Regions from separate parts of the Homo sapiens genome. Here region 2 is linked to region 1. Evidence: chromatin contacts called from ENCODE Hi-C data. All regions are on one chromosome and are shown on one strand. Each heading gives the region's core, a stretch centred on a gene start or an enhancer-like site at or near the end of the contact. The rest is flanking DNA. Distances are from core to core; before and after follow the strand shown.

The links. Hi-C counts contacts between places; a loop is a spot of excess contacts on that map. Pooled maps may share reads with other maps.
Region 2: a pooled map shows a loop between it and region 1 (3-fold over the local background). The contact joins two enhancer-like sites. A Hi-C loop is called at or near these places in 6 of 168 maps with a recorded cell type or tissue (A673, B cell, PC-9 and 3 more) and 19 of 50 pooled maps.

What each region holds. Positions count from the first base shown.
Region 1 is chr5:133,109,502-133,115,271 of GRCh38, reverse strand. It overlaps LOC105379178 (a long non-coding RNA gene), which reads left to right. Exons shown (of 3, transcript XR_948792.2): 2 at 797-1,013; 3 at 3,757-4,204. Among named protein-coding and RNA genes, the nearest start is that of HSPA4, 60 kb to the right of the region's middle. Within about 2 kb of position 3,896, at least 2 of the 41 ENCODE cell types and tissues checked have a DNase peak (open chromatin) inside an H3K27ac peak, as active enhancers do.
Region 2 is chr5:134,027,104-134,033,259 of GRCh38, reverse strand. It overlaps a transcript of VDAC1 not described here. Among named protein-coding and RNA genes, the nearest start is that of VDAC1, 25 kb to the right of the region's middle. RefSeq lists an enhancer at 2,500-2,599. Within about 2 kb of position 3,364, at least 2 of the 41 ENCODE cell types and tissues checked have a DNase peak (open chromatin) inside an H3K27ac peak, as active enhancers do.

The DNA of each region.
Region 1 (5,770 bases), core at 2,647-5,146:
GAGATGTTGCTTACATGGATGACTTGGCTGCTGTCTAACAAGGGGCACCAGGCATCAGCAGGTTCCATAGCCAGGCCCCAGAGCCACAAGCAGCCCCCAAGATGTGCTACACCTGCTGAACTTCCTGACCCACTCTCCTGCCTATTCAAGCATGCCACACTTAGGCAGCAGTGCCCCCCAGCAAGGGTGCCTGGGCCTAAGGCATTGTGACTCAGGGGCCAGCTCTCTCCATGCCCACACCCAGATGCCTTCAAGCTGCAGGGGCTGGGGTAAGGATGCCCTCCTCCCTCCTGTATCATGAGGCCAGATTCCTCCCCGCCAGGGACCCTTTGCCCTTTCCTAGAATCTGACTTTGCTTGTCACCACCCCATCTCTGATGGTGTCTATCATCTTGAATATCACAAGGCTCCCTTTTCAAGAGCAGCATCCTCCTAACCCCTATATCAAGCAGTGACTGCAAAAAGAAGGCGGGGGAGCCTTTTATGTGACCTCACCCACTGACAGCATCTGTGCTGCAGGCCCCAGCTAGCATCTTGTCAGCCTTATCTCTCTCCTTTCTCTGCCCTGAGCTTTCTACTCCAACTACTGGTCACTCCCTGCATGTCTGTGGTCCAGCTGTCCCCTTTGCCTCCAGCTCCCTCACCAAACCCTCTCTCTACTCACTTATGCAACCGACATGCACTCATCCTTTACCCCCGCACCGCTCCTGGCTACCACCTCAGGCTGCTCCCTAGCTCCTTGTACTTCTCTTATTGCTACCTTGCACGTTGATTATTAATTATCTATTTACCTGTAGGCCCCGCTAGACGAAGAGCTGACCGCTCAGAGAATGGTTACGAAAGGGACAAACAAGCCAACAAACGAAGTCCAGTCTCCCCATTTGTTGTAACCGCCGGGTCCCCTTTGGTTGCCATGGCACTTGAGGCCAGAAAGTCCTCAGCTCCCAGGTGAAGTCCTCCACCAGCTGCCCATTCCTGGGGGTGGATGCCGTGACAGCCACGCCAGATTGTCAGGTGATACTTATTTTGTAAACTCAAATTAACAGGAAGCAATTTCATTAACAGATAGTGCTGCTTGAGGAGCTCCAATTTAGGGCTTATTTTTAGTGTCCTTAAAAGCTGTGTGGAGCAAGCTGAAGCGCTGGATCTGATTTAATGGAAATTGACTGACATGCATGTCTCACTCGGGTACATCGGAGACCCTGAGGCCTTTCCCTTGGGCTGTGAAGGCCCCTCCAAGCCACAGAGCCATTCTCCACTTTGAGGACAGGGGTGGAGAGGGGCAGACAGGGGTGCAGCTTGGCTTGTGGGTACCATTAGAGAAGGGACCTTAACCTGGCAAACATCTCCTCCACCCTGGGGAAGCTTTCCACCTGGCCAGGAAAAAGACACACGTGGATAAAGAAGTCACAGACGTGCCAACTACTCAGCGAGGCCAGGGAGCCAGGAGCATCATGGAGATAAGCCAGCCGCCCGGAGAAGAGCTGCTCCACACACTAGCACTGGCCACAACCAAGCTAGGGCCAAGTCACATAGCCCACAAGACACAATGTCCTGTGTTCAGAAACAGTTCCAGAGAGATACCAAACTTTCTTTGGCATTTCTTCAGAAACGCTTGTGCCTCTCCCTCTCCTCCTACTCCTCACCATTGTACTCAGCCTCGCTCTTTCCACCTCCCGCCCACAACCTCCATCACCCGCAGCTGTTTGTGATGTGAATCAGCAGCCCCAGTTATTTCTCCTTTACCCGTCACCCGGACTCTCTATCCACAGAACAAAAGCAGCAGGCTCACCTGGGAGCTTGTTAGAAATGAAACTCCAGGACCCCACTGAAGACCTATGGAATCTGAAACTTGGAGGGCGGGCCCAGTCATCTGTGTAACCAGGCCCCCAGGGGATTCAGATGCACACTCGAGCCACTGCTTTACCTCAAAGGAGAGCCTGGGAGCTGGTCCACAAGGAGATTCCTCCCACCCTTTCTCCTCCACCTCTCCTGTGTTGTCTCTTCTGCCCATTTTCCAGATTGGGCATTATAGAAATCTGCAAAATAAGATGACCAAGACCGAACTTGTAGACAGTGATGAATGCCAAGGGGCAATCCTCTTTGAAGGAAGGGGGGAACCCTCATACACCAAGAAATCTTGTCTTTTTTTTTTTTTTTGAGACAGAGTCTCGCTTTGTCGCCCAGGTTGGAGTACAGTGGTGCAATCATGGCTCACTGCAACCTCTGCCTCCCAGGTTCAAGCAATTCTCATGCCTCAGCCTCCCAAGTAGCTGGGATTACAGGCACCCGCCACCACACCAGGGTAATTTTTGTATTTTTAGTAGAGACGGAGTTTCACCATGTTGGCCAGGCTGGTCTCAAACCCCTGACCTCAGGCAATCCACCTGCCTCAGCCTCCCAAAGTGCTGGGATTATAGCATGAGCCACCACACCCGGCCTTCTTGTCTCTTTTATGCCATGCATATTTGGCCTCTCCACCACAAGTTAGGCAAGGAAATAAAACTGGGCCTCAGGAGCCTCACACGGAGCCCAGGCATTCTGAAGCTCTTCCTCACTTTTCTACAGCAGATGTCCAGGATTCAGAGGCAAATCGCTGCTTTCTAGGAGTCTCTACCCACAGCTACAGAACTCCACCTTGAACAGGGGTCAGTGTGTTGTTCCTGCTCCTTGCTGAAGCTACTAATAGGATCACACGAGGCTGAGTCCATTGGACTGGCTCAAGTCAAAAGGAAAGAGGGACCTCCGTTCCTCCATCCAGGTGGGATGGATTCACGTGTCACCCCAGGGGCAGGAAGCAGCACTCCCTCCCCATCCGGGGACTATGACCATGTCACACGGGAGGGCGGTACATCTTTGGTTCTTAGGTTGACTTTCTACCTTGTTCCTCTGGAGCCTGGGCTCCTGGTGGGGTAAGGACAAGAAAGGCCAGGAGGCTATGGTAACTCGGACTACTTATGTCTGGGTCAGCTACTCTGCACTTTAAAGGGCAAGTTGCACACCTGTTGTGAGCAATACCTTTGTTCTTCCTGTCTTCAGTGCCTTCCGCATGCATCATCTCACATGCCGGACAGGCCTGGTGTTACCCCCGTTTTACAGGCGAAGGAACTGAGGCTCCTATAGGTTGTCTTTCTCAGTCAAAGCACAGTCCATGATAGGCATCTCCTGGGAACTTGATAGAAATGGACTCTTCGCCGGGCATGGTGGCTCACACCTGTAATCCCAGCCCTTTGGGAGGCCAAGGCAGGTGTATCACGAGGTCAGGAATTCAAGACCAGCCTGGCCAAGATGGTGAAACCCCATCCCTACTAAAACTACAAAAATTAGCCGGGCGTGGTGGCAGGCACCTGTAATCCCAGCTACTTGGTAGCCTGAGGCAGGAGAATCGCTTGAACCCGGGCAGCAGAGGTTGCAGTGAGCTGAGCTCGCGCCACTGCACTCCAGCCTGGGTGACAGAGTGAGACTCCATCAAAAAAAAAAAAGAAAGAAAGAAAAGAAAAAAAATGGACTCTTCAGCCCCACTCTGACCTGCTGAATCAGAATCTGCATTTTAGCAAGATCCCCAGGTATACTGAGAAGCACTGGGCTGGGATCTACCTGAGGTCTGGGAGCAGTCCAAGATTCTTCTTTTTAACAGTGATGTCATACTTTGGGTGGTAAGGACCTAAGAGATTAGTAGCAAAAGGCCTACTTTCTTGCTTGAGCCCCTGCTTGCTAGCTTGAGGACTCTGTTAAACCATACTTATTTTGCTTTTAGCTACCCAGAAGGAGAGGAGGTGGCCGTCTGTGTTCTCCAAACTTCTGGGACTCCTCAAGGAGTGAAGTCTGATCTACGCACGGAACCAACCACCACGGCAAAGGAAGAGCGATGGCGCCCCCATGTGGCAACACAAGCACTGCGATTTCACACAAGACCAAATCAGAATTGGCCGGAGGGGAACGTCAGATTCTTAGGGAGTGTTACTCCAACTAATGCTACACTCAGGGCGACTTCTTGGAAGGCAAAAGCCCCATAGTCTAGCCATACAACTTTCCAGAAAAGTAGCACTCTTCAAAACAGCTGGCATTAAAATTCTTGGCTCTGCCATCCACCCGTTCTGTGAGACTCTTTCCTCATCCCCAAAAATGGAAGGTCTGATGACTTCAAAAAGAGTTTTACCGTTTTTCCCCTCATTGAAAATAATAGAAAACAGTAAAATACTGCATTTCTGCCTTCAAGTATTCACTGAGCGCCTTCTCCATTCCCTGCTTCTTGCCGGGCTGCACGGAGGCAGCTGTAACCCAGGCAGAGTCCCTCCTTCAGTTGTGGGATGTAGAAGACAAGGACAGGACCAGTCACAGAGGAAAGACCTTCACTCATGCTGCGGCCTCCTTTACCACTGCATGGGCCCTTTCAACTTTCCTAACCCAGACAGCTCACCGGCTCCTCATGGCAGCCTTACACGGGTCCTACAAAGCTCCCCACTGGCACTCCTGAAAGGTACCCTATAACTGGAACCATCCTTTTGTGGAATATATACTGACCCAGCTCATCCTTAGAAATCCTTTGCTGGGATTTACATCCTGGAAGCTGGGCCACTGACTGGTCTTCCAAGACCATCTGTTTCCAGCTTTCTCTTCTGCAAGCATTAGCTGAGTCTAATTTAAATAATAGATATTTTAAAATACATTTTAAAGTTCATGTAGAAAAAAAAATGGGAGACCTCCAGTATGTGGTGAGTAAAGGTCTGCTTACTTGTGATAAAGTACTTGCAGTGCTTTCTCTCCCTCAACTGATCCAGGACTCCAAATCTAATAGTCCATCTCGCCCTTGAAGGATGTAAACCCAGACACACTAGTGAACAGGCCCGATAAAAACACAGCTTTCTGTAGTCTTTTCTGTGTTGTGTTTGAAGCTGGCGAATGCCACTTACGAAGGGAGAGTAAAGAGTCTCTACTCACCCTGTCCTAATGACGTGTGCTGAAACTGGAGGAATAAGGTCAGGATTAGCCTGGCACTTGCCCATGGATATTGAGCAAATCTGGAAAGCATTCTGTATTTTTTTAAATACTCTGAGGTCTTTCCTTCCCTGATCCTCCAGAAATTTACACCCTCCTTTATCTTTCCAGATGTGTTGCTTGTACCTCAACTTGGCCATTTTCCCTATTTGCCTCCTAGACTGATGCTTAAGAAGTCACCTCTTTAGTTTCTACACTTCTTGCAATATCTGCTCAAAATAGCAGTTCACAAAAACAGTGGCATTCCAGGTTAGAGGGTCATGGCCCAGGGCTGCCCCAGCCAAAGCCAAGTACATCCAAGGAATGTACTGGCAACTCCAAGATTCCCAATGGTCTCAAGTAAGTGGTGGGAACCATCCCCATTTACACACAGGACACTGCCCAACCTCCTTTCTCGCAGACTGATGCCTCATTTCAGAGGCCAAGCTTCTTTTTTTTTTTTTTTTTTTGCTTTTTTTTTTTTATTTTTTTTTTTTATTTTTTTTTTTTTAATTTATTTTTTTATTGATAATTCTTGGGTGTTTCTCACAGAGGGGGATTTGGCAGGGTCATGGGACAATAGTGGAGGGAAGGTCAGCAGATAAACAAGTGAACAAAGGTCTCTGGTTTTCCTAGGCAGAGGACCCTGCGGCCTTCCGCAGTGTTTGTGTCCCTGATTACTTGAGATTAGGGATTGGTGATGACTCTTAACGAGCATGCTGCCTTCAAGCATCTGTTTAACAAAGCACATCTTGCACCGCCCTTAATCCATTTAACCCTGAGTGGACACAGCA
Region 2 (6,156 bases), core at 2,115-4,614, 920 kb before region 1:
CTTGAACCCGGGAGGTGGAGATTGCAGTGAGCCGACATCACGCCATTGCACTCCAGCCTGGGTGACAGAGCCAGACGCCGTCTCAAAAAAAAAAAAAAAAAAAAATTAGTTTCTACTTCCTAGATTTCCTTGAGCATATACATGTATATTTTCTTTCTCTTTTTCCCTCTCCTCTCTCTCGTTTCCTCTCCTCTCCTCTCCTCTCCTCCCTTCCCGTCCCCTCCCCTCTCCTTTTTTGAGATGGGGCTCTCACTCTGCCCCCAGGCTGGAGTGCAGAGGTACAATCATAGCCTTGACTTTCTGGGCTCAAGCAATCTTCCTGTCCCAGCCTCCTGAGTAGCTGGAACTACAGGCATGTACCACTGCACCTGGCATTATTTTGTTTTATTTTGTAGAGAAAGAGTCTCACTCTGTTGCCCAGGCTGGACTTGAGCTCCTGGCCTCAAGTGATCCTCCTACCTCGGCTGCCCAAAGCATTGAGATTACAGGTGTGATCCACTGCTCCTGGCTTTATTTCTTTATATCCTCTTCTTTCTTACATGAAAAGGAGCATACCATACATACTCTTTTGTATTTTTCTCTTTCCAGTTAATATCTCTTGGGAATCAATTTGTATTCGTTTCCTCTTTCTATTTATAGCTGCATACTACTCCATTGTGGGGTCATACCGTGGCTCATTCAACCATTCTTCCATGCATGGACATTTAGATAATTTCCAGTATTCAGCAATTATAAACAATTTTGCACAGAATAATCTTGCACATGTATGCTTTGTAATGTTGGAGGTGTATCTTCAGAGTGAAATCCTAGGAGTGGGTTGGTGGGTCAAAGGTAAGTGCAGATGTGGATTTGTTAGGTAATATATTGGTTTCCTATTGCTGCTGTAACAAATTACCATACATTTATTGGCTTAAAACCACACACATTCATTGTCTTGCTGTTCTTGGGCCACAAGTCTGAAATGGTTTAACTTGACCAGAACCAAGGTTTGTCAGGGTTTGTCTGAGCCTCTAGGAGAGAATCTGTTTCCTTGCCTTTTCCAGTTTCTAGAGCTGTACTCCTTGCATTCCTTGGCTCTTAGTCTCTTCCTGTGTCTTCAAAGCCAGCAGAGTAGCTTTTTTTTTTTTTTTTTTTTGTGAGGCAGAGTCTCGCTCTGTGGCCCAGGCTGGAGTGCAGTGGCACAATCTTGGCTCACTGCAACCTCCACCTCCCGGGTTCAGGCAATTCTCGTGCCTCCCAAGTAGCTGGGACTACAGGTGCATGACACCACACCCAGCTAATTTTTTTGTTCTTTTTTTTTTTTTTTTTTGAGATGGGGTCTCGCTCTGTCACCGAGGCTGGAGTGCAGTGGTGTAATCTCGGCTCAATGCAACCTCCACCTCCCAGGTTCAAGCGATTCTCCTGCCTCAGCCTCCCAAGTAGCTGGGATTACAGGCACCTGCCACCATTCCCAGCTAATTTTTGTATTTTTAGTAGAGATGGGGTTTCGCCATGTTGGCCAGGCTGGTCTGAAACTCCTGACCTCAAGTGATCCGCCTGCCTCAGCCTCCCAAAGTGCTGGGATTATGGCATGAGCCACTGCGCCTGGCCTAATTTTTTGTATTTTAGTAGAGATGGGGTTTTGAGGCTGGTCTTGAACTCCTGAGCTCAGACAATCCACCTGCCTCGGCCTCCCAAAGTGCTAGGATTACAGGTGTGAGCCACTGTACCCGGCCCAGAGTAGCATCTTACTTTCCTGGTCACATTGCATTCTGTATAGAATCTCCTGTCTCCCTCTTATAAACAGACTTGTGATTGCATTTAGGGCCTCCTGGGATAATTTCCCTATTTCAAAATTCTTATTTTGTGTCAGCAAAGTCCCTTAAGCCATACAAGGCAGCATTCACAGATTCTGAGGATTAGGACCTGTATATCTTTGGGGGTCAGTATTTAGTCTACCACAGGTAACACATTTTTTTTTTAACTAAGTAAATTTAATCCCTGTAGACTTACTCTAAGTCTTCATTTTCCCATATATGAAAGGTAGGGATAAAACCAGGAGGTCTTCAATGTTCCTTACTGTCTAAAATCCTATGTTGGATTTAGTTCTTTCTTGATCAGCTGGAATGGACTGCAAATGGCTTCTTCCAAGGTTAATGATCCCCACACCAGGTGGTCATCCAGGACCACCTGAGGGCAAAAGTGTGAGGTCCCTGTAGTCTGTCTCATGAGTGGCAAGTGATGGTAATGGAAGTGGTAGCTGTAACATTACTGTTGTTGGGTCCCTTGGGATCCCTAGGGAAGGGGCCTTGTTCCAGCAAATCTAGGCATAATTCATGATTCTAGCACAAACAGAAAGCTGCAGAGAGGCTGGGAGCAGTGGCTCACGGCTGTAATCCCAGCACTTTGGGAGGCCAAGGTGGGCAGATCACTTGAGGTCAGGAGTTCAAGACCAGCCTGACCATCATGGTAAAACCCCTAAAAAACCCCTACTAAAAATACAAAATTAGCCAGATGTGGTGGCAGAGGCCTGTAATCCCAGATTCTCAGGAGGCTGAGGCAGGAGAATCACTTGAACCTGGGAGATGGAGGTTGCGGTGAGCTGAGATCGCTGTCACCACTGGACTCCAGCTTCCAGCTTGGGCGACAGAGTGAGACTCCATCTCAAAAAAAAAAGAAAGAAAGAAAGAAAGAATGCTGAGGGGAAAACTTTTCTACCCTTACTGAAACCTGCTGGTCTGAGCTTTCTTATTATTAGAGCTTTCAAACAGAACCTTGTGAGGAGGTGAGCTCTCTGCCACTGGAAGTTCTGAATGACTAGGAGATTTTGCAGAAGGCTCTATGCATTACTGGGGCCTCCCTGTCCAACATGATGGGCACTAGCCATATGTGCTATGTAATGCTTATTTCATATTAACATTTTTTTCTCTTTTTTTTTTTGAGATGGAGTTTCACTCTTGTTGCCCAGGCTGGAGTATAATGGCACGATCTTGCTCACCGCGGACCTCCACCTCCCAGGTTCAAGCGATTCTCCTGCCTCATCCTCCCAAGTAGCTGGGATTACAGTCAAGCACCACCACGCCCGGCTAATTTTGTGTTTTTAGTAGAGATAGGGTTTCTCCATGTTGGTCAGGCTGGTCTCAAAGTCCTGACCTCAGGTGATCCACCAGCCTCAGCCTCCCAAAGTGCTGGGATTACAGGTGTGAGCCACCGTGCCCGGCCTTTTTCCTTTTTCTATTGAAATAATTATAGATTTCCAGGAAGTTGCAAAAAGTAGTTGAGAGAGGTCTCACGTACCTGTCACCCAGTTTTCCCAAGGGGTTACATTTTACATTACTGTAGCGCAATATCAAAACCAGGAAGTTGATGTTAGTACAATGTGTGTGTATAGTTCTGTGCCATTTTCTCACATGTGTAGATTTATGTAACTACCACCTAATCGTGATACAGAACTATCCCAGCATCTCAAAGACCTCCCACAGGCTATCCTTTTATAGTCACTCCCACCGCCCTTTTCCCACCATCCCTAACCCTTGGTAACCACTAATCTGTTTTCTATCTCCCTACTTTTGTCATTTCAAGAATGTTACATAAATGGAATCCTACACATGTGCTATTTAAATGTCAAGTTTAATTTATTAAAATTAAATCAAATTAAAAAGTTAGTTCCTCAGTCATATCAGCCACATTTTGAATGCTCAATAGCCACGTTTGCCTAGTGACCATCAAATTGCACAGCACAGATGCACGGCTGTTCTATCATTGCAGAAAGTTCTATTGGAAAGTGCTGCTTTAGGGAATAAGACCAGATCTGTGGTTCACAAATGCTGATTCATAAGCCCAATTACCCAACAGTGTGACAAAATACAGATTCCTGAGTGTATTACTTATATATTGTGGCATAATAAATTACCCCAAAGTGCAGTGGCTTAAAACAATGATCAACCTTTATTACCCCACATATTTTCTGTAGGTCAGGAGTTCTTGGGTGACTCAGCTGTGCTGTTAGGCACAGAGTCTCTCATGAAGCTGCAATCAAGAGGTTGGTCAGGGGCAGCCATCTGAAGGCTTCGCTGGGGCAGAAGGAGCCTCCTCCAAGGTGGCTCACTCACATGGCTGGCCAGTTGGTGCTAGATGTTAGATGGGCACCCACTTCTGTTTGCCTAGGACTAAGAGGTTCCCTAGGATGTGGGACTTTCAGTGTGAAAACTGGAACTGTCCTAGACAAACCAGAACGATTGGTCACCCTACTGCTGCTAGGAGGGCTCAGTTCCACCCAACATGGGCCTCTTCCAGGGCTGCTTGAGTGTCCTTATGACATGGCCGCCATCTTTTCCTAGGATGAGGGATCCAGGAGAGTGCTGTGGTCCACATTCAAGGACAGGGGAATTAGCAACTGCCTTCTGAAGGGAGGATTGTCAAAGAATATGTGGACATATTTTAAACCTTCCATACTGTCCCATCTGATTGGGCAGATGATACAGGGCCTAGGAATCTGTACTTGGCTGAGGGATCAATGATCCCTGATGTACAGTCACATTTGCCTACCAGTGGTTTGGCTGGCCGCAAGGTCCCTTCCCACTGTGAAATGACGGTCATCCCACCTACCTCAGGAGGCATTCACGGGAGGGAAGGAGGAGGAAGAGCAATGCCAGGCCAGAGGAATTAGTGAGCTGAGCATTGTTAGATGACTGGATGTTCCCTCCCACAGAAGAAATGAACAACAGTTAGAGAACCATTTAGAAAATCCTCAGTGCAATGAAACATTGAACACTGTTATAAATGATGATCACCAAGCCTACATAGCAACATGGAAGAAAAAACTCACAATACAAAATACACACTCAGGGCAGGGTGCAGTGGCTCACACCTGTAATCCCAGCACTTTGGGAGGCCAAGGCAGGCGAATCACCTGAGGTCAGGAGTTCGAGACCAGCCTGGCCAACATGGTGAAACCCTGTCCCTACTAAAAAGACAAAAATTAGCCAGGCATGGTGGCGGGTCCCTGTACTCCCAGCTACTTGGGAGGTGGGGGCAGGAGAATTGCTTGAACCTGGAAGGTGGAGGTTGCAGTGAGCCGAGATGGCACCACTGCACTCCAGCCTGGGCAACAGAGTGAGACTCTGTCTCTAAATAAATAAATAAATAAATATATAAATGTATACACACACTCAAAGGATGGCTAAAATGCTATAGAAATACCTGGACATGGCCAGGCACAGTGGCTCATGCCTGTAATCTCAGCACTTTGGGAGGCCAAGGCAGGCAGATCACCTGAGGTCAGGAGTTTGAGAGCAGCCTGGTCAACATGGTGAAACCCTGTCTGTACTAAAAATACAAAAATTAGCAGGGTATGGTGGTGGGCGCCTGTAATCCCAGCTACTTGGGAGACTGAGGCAGGAGAATCGCTTGAACCTGAGAGGCGGAGGTTGCAGTGAGCCGAGATCACACCACTGCACTCCAGCCCGGGTGACAAGAGCGAGACTCCATCTCAAAAAAAAAAAAAAAAAAAAGTAGGCAAGATCTGGAAATGAATTTATTATACCAAAAATAACAGAGTTGCAGTCATGGTAGGTGGGCAGGGAGAAGATCACGGGTAATTGAAACAAATGAAAGTTAGTGTTGGTTGTGTTGTCTTTTCAATTAATGTGGGTGGCTCGTTCTTCAGACCTTAGCTCAGCAGTCACCTTTTCAGAGGCTTTTCCAATCTTCTTTGTTTAAGTTGGTCCCCTCTGTATTATTCTGTGTCTCAGTCCCTTTTTTGTCCCACCCTGGCACTTGTCACATTTGCAAATACTTTGTCTCTCCCTGCAGCCTGAGCTGCTGGAAGGAAGGCAGGGAGGGGCTGTCGCTCTCTTGTCCCCCATGTTCTCTCCAGGGCCCGGCACAGCGCCTGCACACCTTGCTGCTCGGGAACTGGTCATGAAGCAGTGGGTCTGAGGGAGACCTGCAGGTGAAGGAGGCAACGGGAGCCCCTCTCATGGCTGCTGATGGGGCGGGAGAGGGAGGAGGGCTGGGATCATCCTATCCAGGGGCCCCTGATCCAGGGACGTCTCAGCACTTTGCAGGCCATTGACTCTTGAGAATCTGATTGAATCAGTGTTTCTCAACCTCATCACTGTTGATATCCTGGGCTAGACATTTCTTTATAGGGCGGGGTTGGGGCCTGTCCTGTGT